Linked DNA regions of Mus musculus: region 2 is linked to region 1. Evidence: chromatin loops called from intact Hi-C (ENCODE). Cell type or tissue: heart. All regions are shown on one strand. Links, peaks and the distances in the headings refer to the core of each region. The heading gives the core; the rest is flanking DNA.

The links. Peaks named below come from ENCODE experiments on the same cell type or tissue, not always from the same donor. Only the 100,000 strongest peaks of a DNase experiment are listed, where the experiment ranks them.
Region 2: a loop joins it to region 1, with 2.5 times the contacts of the local background. A loop is called at or near these places in 4 of 42 quality-filtered maps.

What each region holds. Positions count from the first base shown.
Region 1 is chr8:79,397,924-79,407,852 of GRCm38, forward strand. Gm51578 (a long non-coding RNA gene) reads right to left here and starts at 7,378. Exons shown (of 3, transcript XR_003947567.1): 1 at 7,179-7,378; 2 at 6,747-6,830; 3 at 2,787-3,133. It overlaps Smad1 (SMAD family member 1), which reads right to left and starts at 1,505. Exons shown (of 7, transcript NM_008539.4): 1 at 1,330-1,505. In heart, for the core only: a CTCF peak has its summit at 6,128 (motif pointing left); no DNase peak of the experiment used is centred there.
Region 2 is chr8:79,485,014-79,494,942 of GRCm38, forward strand. LOC115487054 (a small nucleolar RNA gene) reads left to right here and starts at 7,765; the gene lies at 7,765-7,905. It also overlaps the pseudogene Gm39288. In heart, for the core only: a CTCF peak has its summit at 4,064 (motif pointing left); no DNase peak of the experiment used is centred there.

The DNA.
Region 1 (9,929 bases), core at 4,995-7,494:
CTGCCTCTGCCTTGACTCTTTGTGAATTGTTCCAGCACAGCTCATCAGCTTCCGGTACAACTTACAGTGGTAATTATAAACACGATGAAAAATGAACCTGGCCAGGGAACAGTTTTCTCATTGTGCTGAGGTGTGGGCACATTATCCACCACAGGCCCTTAGAGAGAGATTGATGCTGTGAAGGGCATGCTGTGAATCTGCTCCAAAAACAGGAAGGCATTACATAAACCAAGCAACTCCTTTCAGTCCGTGCTTTGAAAACTTCAGATGTCACCCAGGAACCCAAGAGAGGGGGAAGAGGCCAGGGGTTGACAACAAGCATTCTACAACGATGCTCTCTTAGATGGCTGTGGCATAGGCGGCGATTTTCAGATGGAAAGCTCTTGGCTGGATTACTTTGTACCGTGCATTTAGAAAAACTACATGTGCCTCCGAATAAACAAAAGCCGCGACTACCATACTGTCTGGATGTAGCCGGTGATGGTCCCTCCTGGCTCCTCCGAGCACCTCGGGGAGACGCTGGCCCCGCAGCCTTCGCACGCAGTCCGCAAAGCGGCTGCACAGGCCCGCGCTCTCACGCCCACCGCCCCCACCCCGCGACAGAAACACTAACAAAGACGGTCTGGACGAGAACAGTTGTTCTCGGCGCTCGGAACGCGCAGTGAGGCAATCGAATCCGGTAAAGGGAAAGGAATGAGGCGACACTGGGCGACGCAGGGGGTGTAGGCGGAAGGGGGCGGGGGGGGGGGGGGGGAGACGCGAGGCCGCCAGACCTTTGAATAAATCAGAGGGAACTACGCTACGAACTTTCCTTAACCCCGATCCCCAAATCAGGCTGTGTGGGGACCCACAGGGGTGCGCGCGTCCATCCAGGGAGACCCGAGCTGAGCGCAGCGCTGTCCCCGCGAGGGTCCGCAGGCCGGGGCGGGGACACAATGGGGCTGCGGCCCGATGCGGAACGGGGGTCCCCGGAGAACTGGACACGCCCGACAAAGACGCGGGGAGGCAGGGAGGTCTGGCGGCAGGTTCGCGGCCGCGAGGCGCCATCATGGGGGGGGGGGGGGACTGCGTCCCGGAGCTCGTCCCAGATTTCCTTCAGCGCGGGTCCCCCGAGTCCTCCCGGATCCTCCCCGGAGCCCGTCCCAGATCGACCCCAGAGCCCGCCCAGAATCCCCTCGGAGCCTGTCCCCGATCCTCCCCCGGAGCCCGCCCGGGATGCCCCCCGGAGCCCGCCCAGGATCCCCCCCTGGAGCTGGTCCCTGTCCCGGTGCGCCCCGCGCGGCACAGGACAAGTCTGTCTCGAGTCGGCTCGGGTACGCTCGGCTTTACCGGCTCGGCGGCGCGCCCATCCGCAGGGACGCACGAGACCCGGCGCCGGGTCCCGTGCTCCGATCCGCTCCCGGCCGCCGTCCCCGCGCTCTGCTTAGCTCCGGGCCGCCGTCCCCGCGCCTCGGCCCCGGCCTCGCCTTGGTGCGCCCGCTCGCTCCCCGAGCCTGGATTGATCTGGTCGCGCTGGCGTCAGGCAGTCGGAACCGCCCAGCCTCCACAGCCCGCCTGCCAATACCCGGCGCACAACCCGCCTGCCGCTTGCCCTCGCTCACACGCGCACCGCGCGCGCCCGCTGCCGCTTAGGGATCCTCTCCAAATTACCGGCCCGCGCCTTCCTCTGACTCTAGTCCCTGCCTAGCTGCCAGTCAAATTCCAAAGCCTGTGTTATTTTCTGAAAAGTTCTCGAACACGACCATCGAGCCCACTCAGTCGTCCTAAAAACGCATTTTTAAAGGCCCTGCAATCACTGACTCAGTGATTTACCGGCCCTTCATGTAGCATGAGCCTCAAATTGGCTGACCTGTTAACTACTAGGTAGATACATTTATTTCCAGTATGTACCCTTCCTGCGGCAAATGACAGAAACCATTTGTATGTTTGTTAAAAGGTCTCGTAGCCCAGGATGACCTCGAACACGCTTTGAAGGGGAAAAGGCCTTGAACTTCTCTTCCTCCAGCCTCCACATCCTCAGTGCTGGGATTACAGGGCTGCACATATTTTTATTTATAAGGTTCTGGGAATCATCGAACCCATGGCCTTATGCATGCTGGACAAGAACTTTACAACTGAACTTCCTTGCTTTCTTGTTTGCCTGGAAATGAGATCTCTCTCTACAGACCAGACTGGCTTTGGACTGGGAAATACCCTTTTAGTACTGTAAATTTGGGTGCAATCTTTTAGATAACAGTTTTGCCCCTATTCCCACCCACCCCCCCAAAAAAACCCACAAAACAAAAATACACACACACACACAAAGGAACTCACATCTTACTGATCTGTTCAGACACCAAAAACACCTTCTTGAAACAATCAACTTTTTTTCTTGGTCAGTTTCTGGAAGTTGGCATGGAATCTTGAACACTTATCATAATGTTGAGTTATGTTTAGAGAAGAACTATTCTAGGAGTAAATGCCCCACAAACCAAAAAAAGAAAAAAATCATTGCCCGCAATATAAAGAAATACCAAAGGCCACTACAAATTAATGACACTCTCCAATTATTCCTGTACCTTTACATGCTTAGCACTCCACTTAAAATTCTTATTAATTATTTAAGTATTATATCTGCATTACATATTTAATTATTCAAAGGAAATGCAACAAATCCCATAAACCCATAAAATGCCATTTATAAATTATACATAAGAATATTCCTGCTAATTAAATTTCTTTCTTCATTAAACTATTTGAGCACTTACTGGTCAATTCTTGGATCTCATCTTATTTTCCTTAAAAGCAGCATTTGACATAGTTGGTTGCTCTCTGGTCCCTTGGGCAACAGTTGGAGTGAGCCTGGCTTAAAGCCACTCAGGGCCATTTCCCTCCCCTGTACAGACCCTCTGTAGATGAAAAGAGTGAGGTATATCCATACATGGGAACATTACTCAGCCATAGAAAAGGAAAGAAGCACTTCCCCTGCCTCCCAGGGTGGAATGAGAGCCTCTGTCCCATCCTCAGCACAGAATAAACCGGGTGGGATGGTGCTGGCCTCTAATGCCCACCCTCTGGGCTGGAGCAAGGTCAGAAGTCCAAGGGCATCCTTGGCTATATAGTAACTTCAAGACCACCGTGGCCTCTGTGAGACCTGTCTCAAAAACAAAACAAAACAACCAAGTATTAGACATTCTGCCAAATGAACTTGCTTCCTTCATGCAAGATGCTCATAGTAGACAAAGCCATGGAACAGAATAGGAAAACCTGGGATTACAGTGTGGGGTGCAGGATTGAAAGACCTAGGAGGGTCTCTAAAGGATTCCAAAATAAGATTAATAATAAAATCAGGTAGTTACACAACTGTGTGGATATAGCAAAAGTCATATGATTGTACATTTTGAATAGCTACATTCTATGATTGTAAATTTTATCCAAATAGTGCTGTTTTTTTTTTTAATTGCAGGCATCTAAAGGCAGTGCATGTTTCTTGTTTAAGTCCTGAAGGGAGGTCTGGAGGGATGCCTTAGAAGTTAAGACCTGTCTGCTCTTCCAGAGGGTCCTGGGTTCAACTCCCAGCAACCACAGGACAGCTCATAACCATATCTCCAGTTCCAGGACATCCAATACCCTCTTCTGTCCTCCAGGGCACCAGGCCAGACACACCAGGGAAGGCCTTGTTGAAACATGCATAATATAAGTGAAGACATGGAGACACATACCAGCAAAGCACCATACACATATAATAAAAATAAACAAAAAAATCCTAGGGAGATATACAATGGCATCATGCAACTGTTCATTAAAGTAATTTATAGCACCACAGATGGCCTTTCTTAGTGCATGACTACTGTCCCTAAATGATAGTTACTAATACTATGCACATTATAAATTTTTATTTTACTCCATGCAGATTATTTCTTTAAATGGTAATAAAATTTTGGATACTCTTTCAAAATGGGCATTTTTGAGACAGTTGTAAATTGTGATTAACCTCATTATTAAAGTCATTTTGTTTGTTAAAAAAACAAAAACAAAAAACAAAACAAAAATCAACTGACTTCCCACTTCTCTCAGAATAACCATTTTACCACATGGAGGTCATGCACAATCTACCTTCTGTTTGCCATTCTCTCCCACCCCAGCCTAGTCTTTCTCTCTTCTCTTCCCAGTGCCATCCTGGCCACCTCCATCTTGCAGATCAGTCTGGACACAGCTTCACCTGAGTGTATGGCCATACCCTCCCTGGACAGCCCTTCCCAGAGACGTCCATGCAGCTTTGCCCATCCGCACCCGCGCCATCACTCATAGCGTGCCGTGAGGCCCTCCCTGGCCAGTGTCTGACATTCACTTGTACTACTCAGTTCCATGCTCAAATGTGCTCTTTCTTGCTGCTAGCATGCTTGGTCACCCTTCCTTTATTGTTAGTAGATATCTTAGCTAACCAGAGAAATGGGATAACTCATGCTTTTGAGGTTTTGGCTTGTTTGTTTTTGCCTGCTTCCATTCCTCAGTGCCATCAGAGCCTAGCTTCTTTAGCCTTCCAATGTACACTGAAAAGCAGCACTCCTCCAGGCCTTCAGCCACAGGCTCGAACTAACGGAGCATCCAGCCTGTGTACTGCCAGCTAATGACTCCCTATAGTGCTGATGACCGTGGTTGGATTGCCCACACCCTTCACACAATCCAATTGAATAAATTCCTTTCATAACATATATTTATCATATTCTGTTCTTCCAGAAACCCTTGACTAATACAGTTCCCGTCCCTCCTAGCAGAGGAAAGGGCAGTTCTGCTTCACAGACTCGTGGAACATCAGAAGCCAGAACAGTAGTGCAGGGAGAAGAAGCCAAGGCTGGGAGGGAAGGCGGGGAGGCCCAGGTGTACCAGACTAGCAGGTGCAGAGGTGTGAGCGCCAGGGAGGTCTTGTCCTGCTTCCCCCTCTCTATGAACAGACCCAGGACTGCTTCCAGAGAATGGGACAGGGTGTCTGGGAGGCTAGTGGGTAGATGAGAGGCGAGTTCCAGACTGTCATCTTCTCAGAGTCAGAAAGCACAGGAAGTAGGGAAATATGGTGGAAATGCCAGGCCACACTGCTGAGTACCCATCTGAGGTTAGCCATCAAAACTTAAAGCAAACCCAGGCAGCCAGCTTCACTTAACTGAAGCCGGACCAGTTAAGTGTCCCAAAAGCTGGGACTCTGCCAGTGAGTGTGATGGAAGGGAGTCAGGCACTAGAGGGCAGAGACAAAGGAGTGACCACAAGCACTGAGTGGTGATGAGCAAGGAGAGAGGGTGACATGATGGGACGGTGATAGGATCTGTGGATTGCCGGTCTCTGTGGGGCTTGTGGGTCTCTCAAGTTGAGGGCCATTCTCAAAGAACAGTTTGAGAAAGGGGCGCTTGAATGCTGGGACAGTTTGGAGGTAATTGCGCCCCCCCCCCCCAGGCCTGGGGGTGTGTGTGGCACTACTTGTTGAAGTAGGTGTGGCCTTGTTGGAGGAAGTGTGTCACTGTGGAGGTGGGGCTTTGAGGTCTTCTATATGCTCAAGCCACTCACAGTGGGACAGCTTCCTTCTGCTGCCTACAGATCAAGACGTGGAACTCTTGGCCTCTCCAGCACCATGTCTGCCATGCTTCCTGCCATGAGGATAATGGACTAGACCTCTGAAACTGTAAGCCAGCTCCAGTTAGATATTTTCCTTTATAAGAGTTGCTGTGGTCATGATGTCTCTTCACGGCAATAAAGCCTAAGTAAGGCAGAGTTTACTGAGCTGGAGGACACAAGACTAAACCCTGGAAAGGCCTGGTCTCAGTCTCAGCACATCCCCATGAAGTACAGGACATCCTCAGAATCTTTAGATGACACCATAACCTACTGAATTACGGGTGTGAGGAGGGCGGTGAAGACAGCTGCAGATTTTGTGTTCGCTGTTTGCCTGGCATTGTTTTAAGCCCTCTGTACAAGTTATTAATCCCTCAAGCAACACACGGAGGAGCCAGAAAGTTGACTCAGTAGTTTGGAGCACATAGTACCCTTGCAGAGGACCTGAGCTTGGTTCCTAGCGTCTACACTGGGTAGCTTCCATCATCCTGCACAGCTAACTCCGGGAGATCTGACGCCCTCTTCTGGCCACCACAGATGCCTACATGCAAGTGATCAGGCCCTCCCACATACATACATATAATTAACAATAAAAATAAATCCTTCTAATATGGATGTCATTATTTCTGTTTTGCAGATGAAGAGCTAATGTGCCAACTGCTAAGTGACTTGCCGCTGGTCCCACAAGTGTGCTGATGCCCTCATGGTCCTCAACATGGCCTCTCCTTGTAGCCTGCATACAACAGGTAGGCCTTTTCCCAGATTTTCACAGTGCTGTGCTTAGAGGAGTTTCTGTCTCCAAGCCAAGAGTTTTAGACAAACACACATCAACAGAACAATGAGTTTTTGAAAGTGACTGTATGATCTTTTTAAATTTTTCAATAGTTTTGTGTTCAGTGGCAATCTCCCTTTGGTAGGTCTGTGTCCATTGAGACAGAAGAAGAATGAGTTTGCCTACTTTTAATACAATGCCTGAAGAAGCCATGGCTTATGGAAGACCCAAGGGAGAAGGCCAGGGGCTGTGAGACAACTCAAAGTCATTAAAACAGAGTACTCTGCCAGTCTCCTGGCTTTTCTTTCTTGGCTAGTTACAGATGGCCGCTGCAGCCTCGGTAGAAGAGGAGATCTGAGCCTGAAACTCCTTTAAGAAAGCTGCTACTTACCAGTACCACCTGTGACTGGCTGTCACCACTCCTACAGTCTCTGCCAGCACTCTCTGCCAGCCACTCTCCTGCGGTCGTTCCTATCTTCGAGGAAGAGTGGAGAATATCCTTTTAAAATCTGGATCCTTTTCCCCGTGGAAGAAGGTGGAGGGTAAATACAGCAATGTGCTCAGACGGCTTGCCCCGGATCATGAGCCTTGGAGGGTATGTGTGGGCAGGGGCGGGGGTATGTACTATGTGTGCACATGCCTATATTCAAATGTGCTTCCATACTTACTGTTAGGGATCTTTCTCTATCACAGTCCGTTTTTCTGTGACACTTTTCCTGGCCAAATCTTAAGCCCACCCTTTCATCTAAGATGACTGGCTAGAGAGCTCTTGAGATCTATCTGTCTCTACACGTCCCATCCCCCACCCCCAACCTGTGGTTACCTGCATGGGCAGCCATAGGCTTTACATGGGTGCTGAAAAATCAAACTGGGGTCCTTTTGGTACAGCAAGCACCCTTACCTACAAACCTGTCCTACCAGGCCCAGTTTGCAAGTCTTTTACAGACCTATTTAGCGAGTTACTCATGGTGCTAATGAATACATCAACAACAAAATGAACAAATGCCACCGTGAGCTAAGGTCCTTCCGGCTCTCTTTAGAAAGCTGGTTGTTAAACATTTACCAGCACACCACAATCAGGCAAGCTACCAGGACTTCCTGCTGCAAAAGGCTCCCCTCCCCCCTTCATCAGTTATTTCTGACTTGTGAGTCCGTTGTATTAATGATCAAGCAGATAAACTTTGAAGTGTTCACCATAATATGCCCCCTTCTTCCTTACATAATGGTTCTAGGCTCATCCATTTTTATTGACTTCTATTCTTCCCTTAGAGAATGTTCAGCGGTCTTTGCTAAGTATGTTAGTAGATCCTTACAGCTGTTGACATTTCTGTTCAAGGGAGTTGTTGTTCTTTTGGTTTCTGTTTGTTTGTTTTTAGGCTTTTCTAGACAGGATTTTTCTAGGTAGCCCTGGAACTGACTCTGTAGACTAGGCTGACCTTGAACTCACAAAGACCAGCCTGCCTCTGCCTCCCGAGTGCTGGGACTAAAGTGTGTACCACCACCACCAGGCTCTAAAGGTTTTTTGGTTTGTTTTTTTTTTTTTTAAATATCCTGAAATACTATTCTAGTAAGATTCAAGCACGCTCAGAAAATGCCTCTGATTTTAAGTTCAAGCTGTCACTAAGACAATTCAGTTTTCTAAGTGAAGGGGTAATCTGACTCAAGCATGTCACACCATTTAAAATGATTTCTGCTTTCAAAAACCATTCCTGTGCCTTTACCCAGCACTTTGGAGACAGAGGCAGGCAGATCTCTAAGAGTTCCAGGTAAGTCTGGTCTATACATTGAGTTCCAGGCCAGCCGGAGCTATGTAGTGAGACCTTAGCTCGAAAAATAAAACTAAAATAATCTGAAAAAGGTATGACGTGCAATGTTGTTTTACCTTCGTAATAAGGAAAAGGTGTGGCCTGGTGTTGCTGTTTGTTTGTTTGCTTGCTCTGCTCTGCTCTGCTCTGCTCTGCTCTGCTCTGCTCTGCTCTGCTTTCTGGTACGGTGAAAGTTAATTTCAGGGAGGAGGCTTCAGGTCAGTTCCAGCTCAGAGCCTCTGGAACCCATAACTGAAGTTCATGTGGGTGTTGAGGGCCATTTCCAGAGCTAGGAGGCTATTGTGGGGGTCAGAGCTAGGGGACAATAGAGGGTCATTGCTGGGTCTAGGGAGATCATCATGAGGGGGTTCTTGGGTGCTGAGGGGCTACCTGGAGGTTTCACTCTGTAGCTCTGGCTGCCCTGGAACTTGATGTATAGACCATACTGGGCTGGAACTCACAGAGACATGCCCACCTCAACAATAGGACTTACCTTCCACCTCTGGGGAGCAGCCAATGACAATCGCAACAGTCTGTTTGGGGAATCTGCTGGACAATCTTGACCAATAATTTGAAAGGGGAACTCTCACACCTGGTGTTCCGGTATTTCATAGATGGTCTTTGACTCTTAGTGGGAACATTTTAGGTACAGATGGGAAATTTTCATTTAAACTATCTATGCTTATTTGTACACTGATTTAGAGGTGTTATTGGCTTTTTTAGGCAGATAGCTAATACTATGACCCCTCATGACTTGTTCAGACATTCTCACTGTTACTTTATGTGCCCACCCCTGTCCCTATTTAGACTCCCACTCTGCTGTCCCCATTTTCTGCTTCAGAGTACGAGTGCCTTGCTACTCCCCACCCCATTTACCCTTTAGGCCTCTCTATTGCCCCTTTAACCCCTGCAATGACCCCTTTATTCCCCTCCAGCCCCTCCAGTGGCCCCTCTATTGTTTCCCCGGCCTTCCAGTCCCCCCTATTCCCTCTTAGCCCGCCCCAAAGACTCCCAATCCCCACAATGCCCCCCCAGCTCCTGAAATGACCCCCTTAGTCTCCACAACAGTCCTTCAATGACTCCCTAGTCCCCACAATGCACCCACCCCTATAATAGCCCCCTAGCCCCTGCAATGCCCCCGCTATTGCTTCCAATGCAATGACCCCTTTTTACTTTGCTGGTTTCTGTAGTTACTCTAAGTTGAAAGTGTAAAATTTAGTATGACCCTTCACAGCTTCCATTCTGTCTCAGTCAGGGTTTCTATTCCTGCACAAAACATTATGACCAAGAAGCAAGCTGGGGAGGAAAAGGTTTATTCAGCTTATACTTCCACATTGCTGTTCATCACCAAAGGAAGTCAGAACAGGAACTCACACAGGGCAGGAAGTTGGAGGCAGAAGCTAATGCAGAGGCCACGAAAGGGTGCTGCTTGCTGGCTTGCTTCCTCTGGCTTGCTCAAATTGCTTTCTTATAGAACCCAGGACTACCAACCCAGGGATGGCACCACCCACAATGGGCTGGGCCCTCTCTCCTTGATCACTAATTGAGAAAATGCCTTACTGTAGGATCTCATGGAAGCATTTCCTCAAGGGAGGCTCCTTTCTCTGTAATAACTCCAGCTTGTGTCAAGTTGACACACAAAAACAGCTAGTACTCATTCCAAATGCCAATTCTAACTTATTTTCAGTGTGTGTTATTTTTATTATTTGCAAGGATTTTATTTTAAAAATTCATTTAGAAAAGCAAACATATATGCAAACATTTGCTTA
Region 2 (9,929 bases), core at 3,045-5,544, 85 kb after region 1:
TTGGCGTGTAGGTCATGCTGGTTACTTCGCTGGTCACTGTTATTGCTACTCTTGTTTCTGTTTGTCACTTTGTCTTTCATGTGCCCCTGGACTTGTGTCTTCACTACTCAGACTTTATGGTCTAGGACTAACTTTGTTGGCAATAATGAAGTTCCCCCTCCGACAGGACAGTCAGCACTCACATCAAACATTTAATTGCTTCTGAACCTGGATCCCATGTGCTGTAGTCTTTATAAAAGAATGCCCACTGGAAATGATTTCAACTGGCTTCTTCGGAAATGATGGAGGCCATGCCAACATCTGGTGGGAAGCCCCAGCTACGTTTTACTTAAAAAAAAAAAAAAAAAAAAAAAAAAAAAACCTCTATAATTATCTTTTTATCCTTTGATTTCAAAGAAACTGCCCTTCTTCCTCTACCTCTGATGTCGCCTTTCCCCGGGTTCTAAGAGACTCAAGAAAATGACTCCCACCTTTTCCACACTCTTTCTACTTCTTCTTTCTAAAAAGTTGCTAAATGTTGCTAAGATTTGTTCAAGCACTGGTTTATACATGTACATTATGAAAAAAGTAAAAATACCAATGAAAATCCTACAACCTGCAATCACCATAATTAGTCTGTATTTATTAGTTGGGCATCTTATTTTCTTAGTGTGTGTGTGTATGTGTGTGCGCACACACACTCACACACACACACAGAGAATATGTAAGACACAATTCCTCAAAAACAAACAAACAAACAAAAATGCCTTTATATTTAACAATCAAATTTATTTTTATTCCTTTTTACAATCTAAAAAGAAAACTAAGAAATTCTGGGTGGCTGCTTCCATGACAAATACATATTACCTCATAAGAAAGACTAACTGTGAGTGTGAGGGAGAAAGACACTGTGCTGAGGTATCTACCTATCCTGGTTATGGTAAACTGTAGCTGCTGCACCTAGTCTCTGGCCTTGACGTCACAGAGAAGGAATGAACCATTGGTCCCCGACATCAAATGACAAGCAAGTCCTCATGTCGACAACGAAAGTTGCTTACTTTGCTGTCTACTCAGGCCTCGAACGTGGTTGGGTTTTTTTTAAATGAATTTCTAAAATTTATTAGCTATAATTTTGTTGCAAACTTTGGCGTTCTAGAATATTAGACTTCCTGTATCCTTTCCCGTCCTCTAGCCCCAAGATATTTAAGCTGTGGTCAACGGGTGCATCCTTCCCCCACGGCCATGAGGGAAAGGTGCTGGCACTTCTGCTGTAACAGTGTCAGCTAAACCCATTAACACAGAAAGGACCAAGGATGTGCAGCAAAGGACCACTAATGCAGCGGCAACTGTGTTTTAAAGTAACAGGTGTCACTTTTAAAGAATAATTTTAGGTTTAGAGAGCACACCGAGTCCAGAATCCGCACAGATGTTCCCAATGAATCCACATTTAACAGATGTATAAAAAGAAATAAAAGAACTTTTTTTTAAGGCATTTGCTTTATGATCTTCCTTTCAAAATTCTAACTAGGAGAAAAGCATTAGATGACTTCCCACAAAGCAATGTCCTAAAACAAATCTGACTAACACCTTTCAAAGTTGTCAAGGTCAAGGGGTAAAGAGGCAGGCTGAGAAACTCACAGCCAGGAGAAGCTTAGAGAGAGGTGACAAGGAAGTAAAAGAGCAGAACCAGAACAGGGGCAGAAATGAGGGAAATCACAACACACTCTCGAGCTGGGCTTCGCAGAACGCGTCACCCAGGGCTGGAAAGATGGCTTAGTTAAGAACACTGGCTGCTTTCCCAGGGAACCCAGATTTGACTCCCAATACCAATATTTTGGGTCATAGCCATCTATAACTCCGGTTCAGTGGGATCTGTGGCCACCAGGCACTCACATGGTTCACAGACAGGAAAAACATTCTTACCTATAAAATAAAAGTAAATCTTTTTTAAAGACCGTATTCGTAGTGGATCACTAATGGTGGCCAATGTACCAAACTAAGACAAGAGATTAGTAAAGGCTCACGTGTGTCAGTGGGGATTCTGAACGTGCTGAATTCTCTGCCCATCTTTCCTCTTAACCTGAAGCTGTGCTTTTACAATGACATCTATTAAATTTTAAAGCCCTGAAGAGCTGCTGGTGTGGGTCAGTGTTCACAGGCTAGAACCTGACAGCCATGATCGTGACCAGGGCAGCCAAAACTGTATCCACTCTAGGGGAAAGCTTATGTGTGCACAGCCTTCCCCTCTCCTCTACATCTTTTTGTTTCTAATAAGCTCATAAGCTCATCTTAGTGCCTGATGCCGTGCACATTCAGGATGCTTCTGTCCAACCCATCTCACTGAGCCACACACCAGTCTTCCACATAGAAACGTCCAGGAGCATGCCTTACCAATTATCACGGCATCTCGCCATCCAGTCACAATACACTAACCGCCACTGGACACTTCTGTAAGCATATAGAGGTCCCCAAATGTTTTCACAGCCTCTTCTTCCTCAGTAAAATGTCAATTTACCTCTAAAGAGAGTAAAGACAAACCACCAAAAATATCAGCAAATTATTCCACCAAACCAGAGTGTTCTAGAAAATGGCCTGCACTCAGTCATACAGCCAATGATCATTAGTTACTAAAGCAGACCCAGAAATGGAAACGCTGACAGCGTTGTCAGGAAAACTGCACATGGTGCTGTGAGTTAGAGGAAACACACAAGCCTCAGCCAGAGGTTAGCTGAACATGAGAACACTGTATGTCACGATGCCGTGACTTCTAGTCAAGTAGGCATAGGTCTCATCTGACCTGGTGAAAGGTCAGGCTGAGGCACAGTGGAGACTTTTGTAATCTTTACAGTCCAGAGTCTTTGGTCGCACCTTTCTGCTGCTAACAAATTTAGCTTTCAAGGCCCTTTCAACCCGGCACCCACTGATCTCTCCTGCCCACTTCCAGTTAGCCTCTCCTCTGTATGCCTCATGTGCATGAACTCTTCCTAGCATATAAAAGCCAGTTTTTATGTTTGTAGTTATTTTTCTTTCTCTAGGCTGTGAACATCTTGAAAGACAATTCCATCTCATTCATTGTCTCCCTGGGACTTGTCACAACACGTTCAAAACTTATTTGCTAAATAAAAAACAGAACTAAGCAAACATATAGACAAATAAAGATGTCAGATTGATATCCAAGCTCATGAAATCCTTCAGATAACTCAGAAGTTCCTCCCCTCCCCACCTTGCAAAACAAAACAAAATTAAAAATGCTCCTAAATTCTCTCTTGCTTCTTCTTCTTCCTGAAGACTGCTGCTGGTCCTCTACTCTCCAACACCGAGAACAGAGGCGGTGTTAGAAACAGCTGGGGTTAGGAAGGGCTGCACTTCATTTAGAGTTCTGCCTGGATGAGGAGATGGGGGCAGAAACCCTTCTACCTGGGCCTTGGCTCTGAGCTGTGCAGCAATGGGCTCTGGGGTGAGCAAAGCCAGGAGAAGCTAGGTCCCAGGAAACTTTAGGAAGTGGCTGAAGCAGAAGCAAAGAGCTTTTTAATAGTGAGGAAGAGGTACAAACTCACCACTTATTTGCCAAGGAAACTGAACCTGCAGTTGGGGTCATAGGGCAGGCAGCAGTGCTGGGACTCTGACCAAGGTCTGTCTCATTCATCCATACACACTTAGTCCGATTTCCTATTTGCCCTGAGTGCAGTACATCCCCTCCCCAGACTTCAGAGTTCCCCAGTGTTGTTAGACTGTGAATGTCAAACAACATTAGCAATAACGCCCAAGTGATGGGGAAATCAGAAGATAGAGCTGGGCCAACTCCACCCAGGGAAGTCTGCACCATCTCCCAAGGATCCTTTAGTTATAAAACAGAGACAGCGTTATATTTGCTTTCTGCTTCAAAGCACTGCAATGAGAACCAACTAGTTTGTGCCGATTTTTTTTCCTTTGCAGGTGAAAAGCTCTTTGTAGGAGCTGTCATTGTTATTCCACATCTCTTTTCCAAATGATAAAAAAGTATGTTGTAGGGTTATAGAGATATACCTACGTGATGACACACAACCACCTTGCCAGTTCTAGAGGGATCTTATGCCCTCTTCTGGCATCCATGGGCACTGCATGCATGTGATATCATATATATACATTCAGGCAAACACTGAATACATAAAAACAAATCTATTTTTAAAGTATACTAATGTTGTGGATTTGGCTTATTGCCTATAGTATGTTTATTGGGTTCCAAAATAGCACATCTGCATGTAAGATGCAAGGGTCTCTGCCCCAAGTTGGCTATAATTGGTAAACAAAGTTGCTGGCAGCCAATGGTTGGGCAGGAAGACATTTCCCAGGCAAGGGAACCCAGGGAATAAGAAAGATTTAGAATCGCCATGCTGGGAAATCAGAAGGATCAGGCAGGGGAGCTGCAGAAAACAGAGGAACAATCATATAAGGGCCAGGGAAAAGTAGCCCTAAGGGCCCTTGTCAACTGGGTCTGAGAGGAAATATAGATTTTAGTAAGTAATAATTCAGGAGTATTGGAGGGGAGGTGTTAGCAACATGGAAGTTTGGGAGTGGCCCAGCCATTGAGCTGCTTAGGGTATATTAAAAATAAGGCTGTGTGTCTGTCTTTCTTCCTTCCTTTCTTTCTTTCTTTCTTTCTCTCTCTCTTTCTCTCTCTCTCTCTCTCTCTCTTTCTCTCTCTCTCTCTCTCTCTTTCTTTCTTTTTAGGTATATAGACTACTTATTAACAGCAAAGGCCCAGAGACTCATTTCTTCTTGGATACACCCACAGTACAGCCCCTGCCATCTGCCCATATGCTGACCATGGACACGAAGGTCCCAAAAGTGGCACAGCTATGCGCTCAAATTTTCTTCAGCCGCTCCAGGTCTTCACACTAGACTTGTTGTCTAGACTGTTGGCCAGAACCTGGCTGTACTTCTCATCCTCCCATCCTTCTGTCTGTTCAGGAACCAGTCTGGGTTCTTGTACTGTCGCAGGTTCTGCATGATGGTGATCACTCGCTCCACTTCATCCTCCCTGAGTTCTCCAGCCCTCTTGGTGAGGTCAATGTCTGCTTTCCCCAATACCACATGAGCATATCTCCGCCCCACACCCTTAATGGCAGTGATGGAGAAGGCTATTTTCTGCTACCCATCAATGTTGGTGTTGATCACTTGCAAAATGTGCTGGGACTTCTCAGGGATCACTAAAGACAAGGTGACGGCAACCGCGGCGGTGTGTAGGCCTCTTGTGGAAGAGTGCGTGTATTTCATTCAAGAATCCACAACATTGGAGTGGTAGCAAGAAGCACAAGGAGAGTTAAGAGAGGATTAACCGCACTACTGTTGCGTACTATAGCAAGGAAATGCAGCACAGCCTGTTGTTACCTGTATCAATCTCTGCATGCTCACAGCTGCCATCACAGCGGTCTTGTCCTCGACAGCATCACTATAACAGTGGATGATGCTCTGCCAGGACACTGTGACTACAGTGACGTCATCGGGTGACCAGAGTTGCTCAGCTCCATTGTAATCTTACATAACCAGCTCCTGGCAGGTCTTTGATTCAAACAGCAGTTTGTGTTTTCCCTTTGGCCTGAACGTGACAAGTACTCAATAAATAGGAGTGAAGTTGATTCATTTTATGTCATTTATTAATTCGTATTTTTTGTGTATAAATTACCTACCCACATCAGGCATCAAGAATATCATCATTTGAGTAATTTAGTCTTTCCTAATAAAGTGCGTTCAAGCATGTATATTCATTTCTTGAGCAAGAATGGATAACCTTATGCCAAATCCTATCATTAGCCTGTCTAATACAGCAATCTGCCTCTAATAGAAGACTGTAGCTTAGACTCCTTGGGAAATCTCTCCTTCCCACACTTAACAAAGCTATGCATATCACTGCAGGTCCTCAACTGACTGACTACTCAGGAGGTCAGTTAATGATCTGCTCCATCTGCTTGACGACCCTTGTTGTGGCGTTTACGTCACCCCAATGTTCCCTAGCAACTGAGAAAGAATCCACCACACCCCCATTTCTTGATCCTATTCTGGAGATCTGGAACCCTGGGGGGCAAAGCATTCTTTTATCTTTATTTCCTGTTAGTATTAAACTGGTAAAATCAAGAGCCGGTGGTATTTCTTAAGCTTTTCTGGCTGGAAATGGGTGGAAAAGAGTCTAATTGCTGGCTGCGAAGAGGGAAAAGAGGAAAGAGGCATGTCTAAGCAGAATCTGCGAATGATCTGAGGTCTGCCCTCTACCTGGGATGCTGCGGCTGCCTCAGCACTGTAATATGTATTTATAGCCTCAGACCTGCCGCCCTTTGACTCTCTCTCCTTCCCTTCCTACTCTGCTTCTAACCTAGACAACACCATCCCAAAAACCTTGCACTGCCTGGCTGGGGGATCAATGTGTTTCCGGCACATTTTAAACTCTGCTTCAGAAAAGTGTTCTGTGTCAAACGTCTGCTGTTGGACATTCCAGAGCTTACGAGCCTTTATGACTCATCGTGAAAGAGACAGTGCTTTGCTTCTATAAAGCGGAGTAGTCAAATTTGGTGGTGTACTCCTCGATGAGAAATTCAAGGTCACCCTCATCTGTACAGGGGACTTTAAGGCTAGCTAGTTCTCAAAAACAAAAGGAGGAAGAGGCAGAAGCAGAAGCTGCAGACAATGATAAAGAAGAAAAAGAAGAAAAGGAGTAATTTCAAGGTAATATTAAAAATTCCACCTTCCCTTAAACACATTTCAAACACTACAATTGGAGCAGTAGAATAAATGGAGGGTTCTTCTTCGCTTTGAAGGCTTGAAGACCAGCCTTTCACTTCAACTCCCTTGAGTTATGCATCATTGAACAGATGCTGGCCCTTGGAGGAGCCAGGAAGCCAAGGGCCTGTCATCGCATCCAAGTGTCAAACTATACATTTGTTCTACTGAGGTCCTTCTGTCTCTTGTCCCCATAGACACAAGGAAGCATTGCCCAGATGGTTCCCATTTGTCCCTTCAGCAATCAGTGTCAGTCAGGGAGGAAGAGGAAATGGAGTAGGAGTAATATCCTGAGTTCTGAGGGTGGCCTTCAGACCACACAACACAGACAGGTCAAGTGAACAGAAAGAAGAGGTAAAAAGGAAAGGAAAGGACATGGCTCCTAGGTATGGTGGGAGGCGGGGTTATTATAGATATGTGGGAGAGCTTAGCCAGGAGCAGGCACATCTGGGGAACGGGGCAGGGGGACAGAGAGGAACCAAGTATGGCAGCCAGAAGAAGAGAGAGGGGGGCACAGAGACAGGAGGTAACCAAAATGTCGGGATTATATTGGAAAGAGCTTCTGGCGGAAGAGCAGCCAAGCCGCCAGGCTGGAAAGTTCAGAGTAGAGAGAAACAGGTAGGTACATTTAGGGACACCGGGAGAACATGAAGGTCAGATCTGCTTTGATGTGTTAAATAGTCACCTCAGCTGCTTGTCCCAAGTTAGACACTTAACAAAGAGTTCTGGGGCTAGATTATGACGTGTGACTTGTATTGTGGTCCTAGGGCACCAGAGGAAGAGGGTTTCCATGTAAGCCGCAAATTGAGCACTATGCCAAAATCTAACCAGCAAAATGGGGCAGGAGACAGCACAGTGGAAGGGCACTTGCCTGATGGCCAGAGTGTGATCCCTGGGGCCCACATAGAAGGAGAGAAGAGACTTCAGCAAGTTGTCCTCCGACTTTCACATGTGCACTCTGACATACAGGTGACCTTTCCCAAAATAAATACATGTAATTCCAAAAAGCAAACAAACAACTTAATATCTCCTCACCACTGGCAATGGGCAAAGAGATACCTTGGTGGTGGTGTTCTTTTATCAGTCAGGGGCAGAACAGATGGCAGTCCTCTGTTTATCCTAGTTTGATGCCTGCCTTGATGGCCAAAACTGTCTTATGCCTAGGACTCAATCAAATCAAATTAAACCAAATCAAATCCATGCAGCCCAGGGAAGGAGGAGGAAGACAGAGACCTATGGACCTCCGTGCCACCCACAGCCCTGCTCTTCAGCACACAGCACAGGTGTCCCATAGATACCTGCATGCTGCCACCAGCATGGAAGGGAAGTATCACCCAGGGCACACCAGCTGTGTGTCCAGCTTGCAGTAGGAGACACCACAGTGTGTATGTGTGCCGGTCAGATGAGAGAGAAAGAAGTGGAGCAGCTTGAGCATTATGGAGATGGAACTGGAGACTGGAGGGTGGAGAGGAGCAGTCTGCTGTGAGTGGCCAGCCCTGTCACCTGAGGGCCATGTCTCAGTCCATGCCTATGCAGTGGCAGGGGTTAGTGTCGACGTGTATGGTGCATATTACCACTAGAGAGCATGAGGATGTTGCTGGTTGGGGAGGCAGCAGCATGGATGCCATGGGAATGTGCAGAACTGGCCCTTCTCCTCACAGGCTGCAGTGCTCTGGAGAGATGGCCCTGTGTCTCACCTAGGCAGCACAATGTGACTATTCCTAGTGGCAGGGTGTGGGTAAGCCAGCCCCAAGGGTGTGAGAGTGGAACAGCTGACCCTGACACTTGACTGCTGGGGAAGGAGGTGGCAATGTGTTCAGAGGTGATACCCCACACTGCCCCTTGCCACCTCCAGCAGTCAGTAAAGCTGTCTACTGGGTCATGGGTTTAGGTGAGCTAGCTCTGCTCCTCACCAGCTGCACCACCCAGGAGAGCAGACCCTGCACCTTGCCTGTACAGCACAGCAGAGCTGACCCTGGGGACAGGGGCACAGGTGAGCCAGCTCTGAGGATGAGAGCTCAAGCAACTCACCTGCCATCTGCCATGAGGTGGTTTGAGTGTGGGTGTGATGCCTTTCCTTCGCCCTTGGCCCTCACCATTTGCAGCAGTTGGGAGAGCTGGCTCTGTGGTCATCAGAGCAGGAGAGCTATTCCTGCCTCTTGCCAGCCACAGCACTCCAGACAGTGGGCCCTGCACTTTGCCTGGCTGACACAGTAGAGCTGACCCTGATTAAGGAGGAGTAGGTAAGCCAACCCCAAGAACAGAGGAGGGAGAGCTGGCCCTGCTACTCATCTGCTGTGAGGTGGTGCGGCTATGAGGTGAGGCCGTCCCCACCTCCTGCCCTTCACCACCTGCTATAGTTGGAAGAACTGGCACTGGGGCCCTGGGAACTGGTGAGCTGTCCCTGTCCCTTGTTGGCTGCAGCACTCAGGAGAGCAGGTCCTGAGCCTCTCCTAAGGAGTACACCCATCTTAGTCAGACAGGGATAGTTTATTGAGAATTCACCCAGGACTGATTGATCAGGGCCACAAACCAGACTAGGGAGCTGACTTCAGCCCTGAACCAGGATCCTACATGGCTTTTAAACTTGAAATACACAACATCTGTGCCAAGTTATTTCACCAATCAGGATTTAGGGATAGGGAACCGTCCTTAGGAACATGTCTTTGTGGTTCACTTACCCTGTTCTCATTGGTAGGGGTATTTCACTGTGGTGGGGTGACTTGCCCTGTCTAACATTTATGTCCAAATTTGCCAACAGGGGTCTCAGTTACCCACGTACATGTCTCTTTCTGCCAAGTAGGATGTCAATTCCCAGGGAGGTCTTGGGAACTTAAAACTTTATTTGACCCCTACTCAAAATTGAAGTCTTATTCCAAATAGCTTCTTATATCGGTGCAGGTGTCTCTCTTATGTTGGGGTCCATCCCAGGGGCAGCTTATAAAGGCAAAGACCAAAAAAGCTCAGGCATAGATGCAGGAAGTACGGCTGGGCAGGTGGTTCAGATCCAAGCTTATTGCAGCTAACTGTACAAAGCAGTTCTAACAGATCTCTATTGTGATTGGTTTCCAAGAACATCAACACATAGACCATAACATAATATGCAATCAACTTTCATGAGAAAGTTTCCTAGTAACAGTAATATCAGCATGAAATGGCTGTCTAGACAGGCAGCAGTTACCAAGGCCTTAGCACTC